Regions from separate parts of the Mus musculus genome. Here region 2 is linked to region 1. Evidence: chromatin loops called from intact Hi-C (ENCODE). Cell type or tissue: left cerebral cortex. All regions are shown on one strand. Links, peaks and the distances in the headings refer to the core of each region. The heading gives the core; the rest is flanking DNA.

What was found. Peaks named below come from ENCODE experiments on the same cell type or tissue, not always from the same donor. Only the 100,000 strongest peaks of a DNase experiment are listed, where the experiment ranks them.
Region 2: a loop joins it to region 1, with 3 times the contacts of the local background. A loop is called at or near these places in 6 of 42 quality-filtered maps.

What each region holds. Positions count from the first base shown.
Region 1 is chr2:57,122,733-57,125,642 of GRCm38, forward strand. LOC105244150 reads right to left here and starts at 1,962. Exons shown (of 3, transcript XM_017319363.1): 1 at 1,876-1,962; 2 at 1,376-1,582; 3 at 602-1,274. The coding sequence starts at 1,962. The coding sequence ends at 798. It also overlaps a transcript of Nr4a2 not described here. In left cerebral cortex, for the core only: a CTCF peak has its summit at 1,603; DNase peaks (open chromatin) are centred at 1,141 and 1,482; H3K4me3 peaks cover 1,629 bases; H3K27ac peaks cover 575 bases.
Region 2 is chr2:57,697,379-57,700,288 of GRCm38, forward strand. No RefSeq gene overlaps it. Among named protein-coding and RNA genes, the nearest start is that of Gm25388, 45 kb to the left of the region's middle. In left cerebral cortex, for the core only: a CTCF peak has its summit at 1,624 (motif pointing left); a DNase peak (open chromatin) is centred at 1,567; H3K4me3 peaks cover 384 bases.

The DNA.
Region 1 (2,910 bases), core at 252-2,751:
TGTGTTTTCCACCTCTCCACACCTCACCTGTTAGTAGGTAGAATGGCAATTTCCAAGATCAGTTTTGTTAAACTTTATCAATTATGCATGTCTATAGATGGAAGAGGGTGGAGGAAGAAGATGCAGAAACCGATTTTTACTGCCAGAATGATGTGATAGGGTCCCTCAGACTACCAATAGTTGATTATAGAATTTGAAATGTAGCTCTGTAACTCAATTTATACCACAGCAATCGGGCGATGCTATCTTCCTGTTGTTATAACGCATCAGGTCAAGGGATATAAATTGTACCAGGTAATTCATTTTGCTGTTCAGAGAGTCATTAGGTTCCTCCCAGAATATATATGATTGATATCCCTAGAGGTGAAAGGCTAAAGGAACCATATGGCAACATGTTGCATTCCGTATGTTATCTGCCCATCCGTGCTTAAGCTGCCATTAGCAACATCTGTACCTTACAGAAATCCAGCTGCGCCGACGACGGCTGACGAAATTGTACTGGGTGGGGGGTGGGGGGTGGGGGGGGGAGGGAAGATCTAGCTTAGCGCCATTAACTCCAGACTTAGAGTCTATCTACCAGGACGAATGGAAGCCTTCACAATTAGAGGAGACAACACAAATGCTTTATTAAAGTTTAATTCTGAACTCCCAATTAGCGAAAGTGCGTTACAAATCGATTGCAATTTCCTAGAAGACGCAGCAAAGTTCTCCGCAGCCTGCTTGCCTGCCACGTGCGAGGGGCTGCGGAGCAGCCGGAAGGACCGGGCTCAAGGCTGGCCTCCGGGGCCAACAAGTCCCTAAAAGTACCTGCCAGGGCGACAGTGGGGCTCGGGAGAGCCAGGGTGGGAGTCGGAGGGCCTCCGGATCGGGGAAACACGGGGAAGGAGTGGCCCGGGAGGGTTTAGGGAGGAGGGCGACAGGGTGCCCGTGTCGCGCCGGCCTCTCTGGACTGGTCTCATTGAAGTTTCTCTCCCGCTCTGGCGCTCCACACCCACTTCGGCTTCCTGCCCCGGCGCGGGCCACCGCGGGGACAGAAGTCGGGGAAGGGCCGCCCCCGGGCCTCCCGGAGCCCCCAGCCCGGTCCAATACACGTTACCTGCCCAGCGCTCCCGGCCCCAGGTCGCCGAGTCCCCGGGCGCGGAGTGGTCGAGCAGCCCAGCTCCAGCTCGTCCTGCAGTCCGGGCGCGCGGCAGGGAGAGCGGACCGCCGAGCTGAGCCCCGGGGCGGAGGCCGTGGCTGAGGCCCGCCACCCCCGCGGGGGGCGCGGGGCCGAGGGCGGGGGGCTGCCGAGCGGCCCGCGGAGGCCCCGGAGGCGCGCGCTCCGGTTCATTGTCGCCGCCCGCGCGCACCCCGCGCCCTCGGCCCCGCGGCCAAGCGCGTCAGCGGCCCCGTCAGCCCGGCCGGGCTCCGTGACGCGTGCAGCCGGCGCTATAAATAACCCGCCGCCCGCCCGGGCGCCCTGCCAGTGACGCCGGCCTGGCGGGAGGAGCGGCCGCGGAAACAATGACCCACCGCGCCCTGCCGCCAGGCCGCAGGCCCAGCCCTCCGCGCTCCCCGCCCGATGGAGGGGCTGCCCCACCCTCTAGCCGCAGAGCGCCAACCGGGACACCCCTGGCTCAACTCCTCTGCAAGTTCCAACCAAGTTGATTTTAAACGTTTCGACGCTTCTCCACCCCAACTCCCTCTCCACTACAAAGTCCAGTGTACTTTGGGGATAGGAAATTGTCAGTGAAAACCCCCAAATAAAGAAGAACTTGGCGTCTTAAATGTCTGCCCGAGCTACTTTTAAGCCACTGTGCCCCCCGAGGGTCCAGAAGAAGCAGCGAGGCCTGGGTTCCAGGACTCACCATCTCAGCCCCACTGTCCTTTCTTTACATCTTTGTGGCCTTCAGGATGGCGCAACCTGTTGTGATCTTCCAAGTCTGGTCCTTTGGCCGTTGGAAGTCCAGTCAAGGCTGCCATCTAAAGGGGCTTTCTCTGCAGGTAAATATTTCTGCAGACTTCCATTGCCATCTCCATCTTCAGGCGTTTCTGTCACAACACTCCCTGACGCGTGTCTTATTCATCAAGGTTCCCGTAGATGAATGAAGATCAGCTACTCTGCTGGAATTATCAATTATCAGTCGATTGAGACTGTATTCATTTTGCATTAATATTGATTGCATGTTCACATGTGTGTGCAAATGCGCTCACCTGCCATGGGCGCTGTCGTGGAAGTTACTTGATAACTTTTGGGTGTCTCTCTTCTGCGGTTTTGATTCTGAGTAGCCAACTCTTGTGGTCATCTCTCTGGCCCCTAAGACACTGTTTCCTCTGAGCCAAATGCCTCAGGCATAGGAACTCTACACTCTGGGGTGCTGATACATAGAAAATTTGCAGATCTAACCAGGAAGGTGAAGTGATGAGGCGTGGCCAGTGAATTACACGGGGTACAGAAACAGTTCTTAGTCAGAAATCAAGGCAAACTGGCATAGTGACCCATCACTGGGCTGGAAGTGGGAAGATCAGGAAGTTTGAATATTATGTCTTCGCTGGACTCTTACGTACCATTTTCTATTTGTACATTTTCCCCAAAAGTAAATATATTAGTACCACTTGAAGAAAGGAACCGAGCATATACCATTGCAGTTATTTAAGAGAGGAGAATGAAGGCCACCGTTGTTTCCTTTCCATGCTGGTAGCTGTGTTCACGTCTGATGCTATCCCAGGCCCTTGCAAAACCACTTTCTCGTGAGAGAAATGGGCAGATTATGCGTTATAAAGTATACTCGGACCATTTTCTCCTATTTTGTCCCAATCTCTTTTTCCCCTGGAAAGGAAATAAATTCTCTAGCTAACGCCTCAGCAGTGTTCTCACTGACCTTCCTAGACAATCGAAAAGAATGTGCCTCATCTCCTGTCTTCAGGTTG
Region 2 (2,910 bases), core at 262-2,761, 570 kb after region 1:
GGAATACTATTCATTAAAGAGCACTTTCAATAAAATAGAATCTCTATTTTTTTTAATGAATATTTGAGAAAGAAAATACAATCTTGGGTTCAGAAACCTGCAAGACAGTTATTATTCTTTTAATAATGTAGACTGTCTCATGTACATACACGGAGAGTTGTAGGGGAAGGAAGCAGAAATGAGACTGTGGGCTTTAACTCAGAGGAAATGAAAGCACAGAGCCACTGTAAACGAAGTCAATGTTAAATAAGGATTTCCTGGGAGCGCCTACAGCAGCCATGGCTTGCTTTGGGTTTTATTGATGTCCCAAGGATGATAGATTCTACTTAAATCTTTGAAGCCCAGTTAAATATAAGAACACGAGGCACTTTAGAAACTGAAAAACACCATTAGGCTCTTCTAAGCCCTCCACTTCCTTCAAGAATTTATCACTCTGAACCTAGTTCTTTTTTTTTTTTTTTTTTTTGTTTAATTTATTTTTTAGTTTTAATGATGATGAGGTTTATACCTTTTTTTTGATTTTTGGTTCTGATAAAATGACTAGTGACAGCTTTGTAGAAAATGAGATCAGTGTTATTTAATGCTCAAGAAAAATGTCTACAGCCTTTTCTTTTTAATAAACTTTAAACATGAATCACTAATAAAAACAAAAGCAAGATTAGTGTTATACATAAGGGTAAACATGTATATGTAGGGAAATGAGCTAGGAGGTGTTTTAAACGTGGAAGCAGGTTGCTCTAGTGGCAATGTACCGCAGGGACTTAAGAGAGCAAAAGCACTCTCCAGAGAGTCCCTTCTTTCACCAAAAACACCCCAGGAATTCTCCTCCTCTAACAAGCCGTCCAGGGAAGAGCTAAATTGTACTTTCCAAGAAACAATCAGATCACAAGTCTTTAAAGGAGCGACAAAATAAATAAAATACATAAAACCCTAAAGCAGAAGCAGGATAAGGTTAAGACACGCCATCCTTTTTAAAGAAAAGAACTAACACCAATTTAGCATCTTCCTGAAGAAAGCAAGTTTTTCATAAAGGCCTGAATTGACAGGGGGTTGAACAAAACCAACCCGAGACTCCACAAAAGAAACCGACTGCCAGTTAACCAGTTATCATCTGCATCCTGGTATTAGTTTCCACTCATGTCTTAGCTAATAGAACAAGGGCTAATTTTCAAGTAAGTTTCCTGAAAACAATTTCCCCCACCCCCGACTTTGGCTTTTCTGTTTGGTTACCCGTGGAGAGCAAGAATAGACACTTTGCTGACCGAATGTTTGGGAATAGGAGGATAGTAGACACGCCTTTCAACATTTCATAAAGCAGGCTGTTTTTCCTCTTGTCTATCAATGGCATAGAGAAAAGAGCAGAATTACAGAGACAGCTTTTCCGCCCGCGTGTGCCAGTCACGCATGGAGTGAAAGGCATTACCCTTTAAACAATTTGGGAGTGGATGGCGTTAATAGGTAGGACAGATAGTTACAAAGTCCAGATTAACTACAAAGCGCAGAGACATGTGCAAACTTGTTATGCGGTGAAAGGGAACAGACAGAGGCGATTATTTACCATTCTGGGGACCCAGTTGGAGCAGAGCGAGGAGGTTCCGCACAGCAACATTGCCCTCTTTTGGTAAAACAGGGCATACTGTGTTTACCTCACTGGCAGGTGAAAGCATTTCTTCAGGACACAGAAATTTTCCACTGCAAGAAAAATGACACAAACTAACCCAAAACAGAGCATGGAGCAAGAAGGAGATGACTTCTGTGTCTAGAAAACTGACAACAATCTCAACAGTAAAGAGCCGACGGGACGTGCTAACAAAGAAACCTCGAGACCCCAGTCTTTCTGTGGTCCCTTTTCAGCGACAGGGGGATTATTTACTCCTTAATTTATCCTTGACAGCTTCAAGTCTTCTCCAATAAAATCAGAATCATGTAGGAGTCAGATTGTGACCAAATAAAGCAAGCGCTAATTCTTTTGAAGCCCACCCCCTTCCCCTCTTATGCTTCAATATGCAGTCTGTCCTCAGGCAGCGGGAGCTGAAGTCACTCAATAGAGCCCTTTAGTCAGCAAGCATTTTGTGCTTTCTGGTTCTAAGGACTCTGCAGTGATTTAGAGCAGTGAAGGAAAGGGGGCTTGATTACATCAACAAAGGGAGAAGGCGCTGCCAAGGCAAGAAATAAAGTTAACCTAATTACTTTTACTCAAGTTGAAGGCACCCTCACCACTCTATCAATAAGAATAATTTCAGCCTTGTCACTGCTTCTAATCTTCTTTCTGTTGTAAGTTAGAGGATGGCTCTTGCCAAACCCTTATTATAGGAATTTTCTAATTAAAACTTTAGGTATATAGAGATACCCACCACAAATGCAGATGGGCTGAGCCAGTTTAGAACGGTGTGCTATTCTCTCTCCAGGACTCTACATCACCGTCCTTGCTAAAACATTTGTGAGGGATGACACCTGTCTTTTATTGATCCTGGTCCTTTTAGGGGCCAGGTCAAAGCAAGGTCATTATGTTTCTTTAATAGTTTTTGAGAACATTGACTTCACAAAAGAGGGAGAATACTAACTCCTGTTTTTCATTTGTTTGTTTATTACTCCCTAAATATAATACCAGGTAAGACGACAATGCTTCTCTGAAAGTGAAAAGTTAACTGTAAACTAAGTAATTCCATTCTTGAGATGTCCTTTTCAGCTTTTTTTTTTCCACCCTCTTTTCACTCTTGTGGCTTAGAAAGTCCACATCACTATATTAGGACCATTTTCAAAGCAGAGATTTTAAAAAAAAAAAATTAAAATTTAATGCTTACCTCAAATTTTCTTGATTTATGTGCAAGAAAAAAAAAACAAAAACAAAAACAAATAAACGACCCCCCCCCCAATGTGTGACTTACTACAGTAGCTGAGAACAGTTCT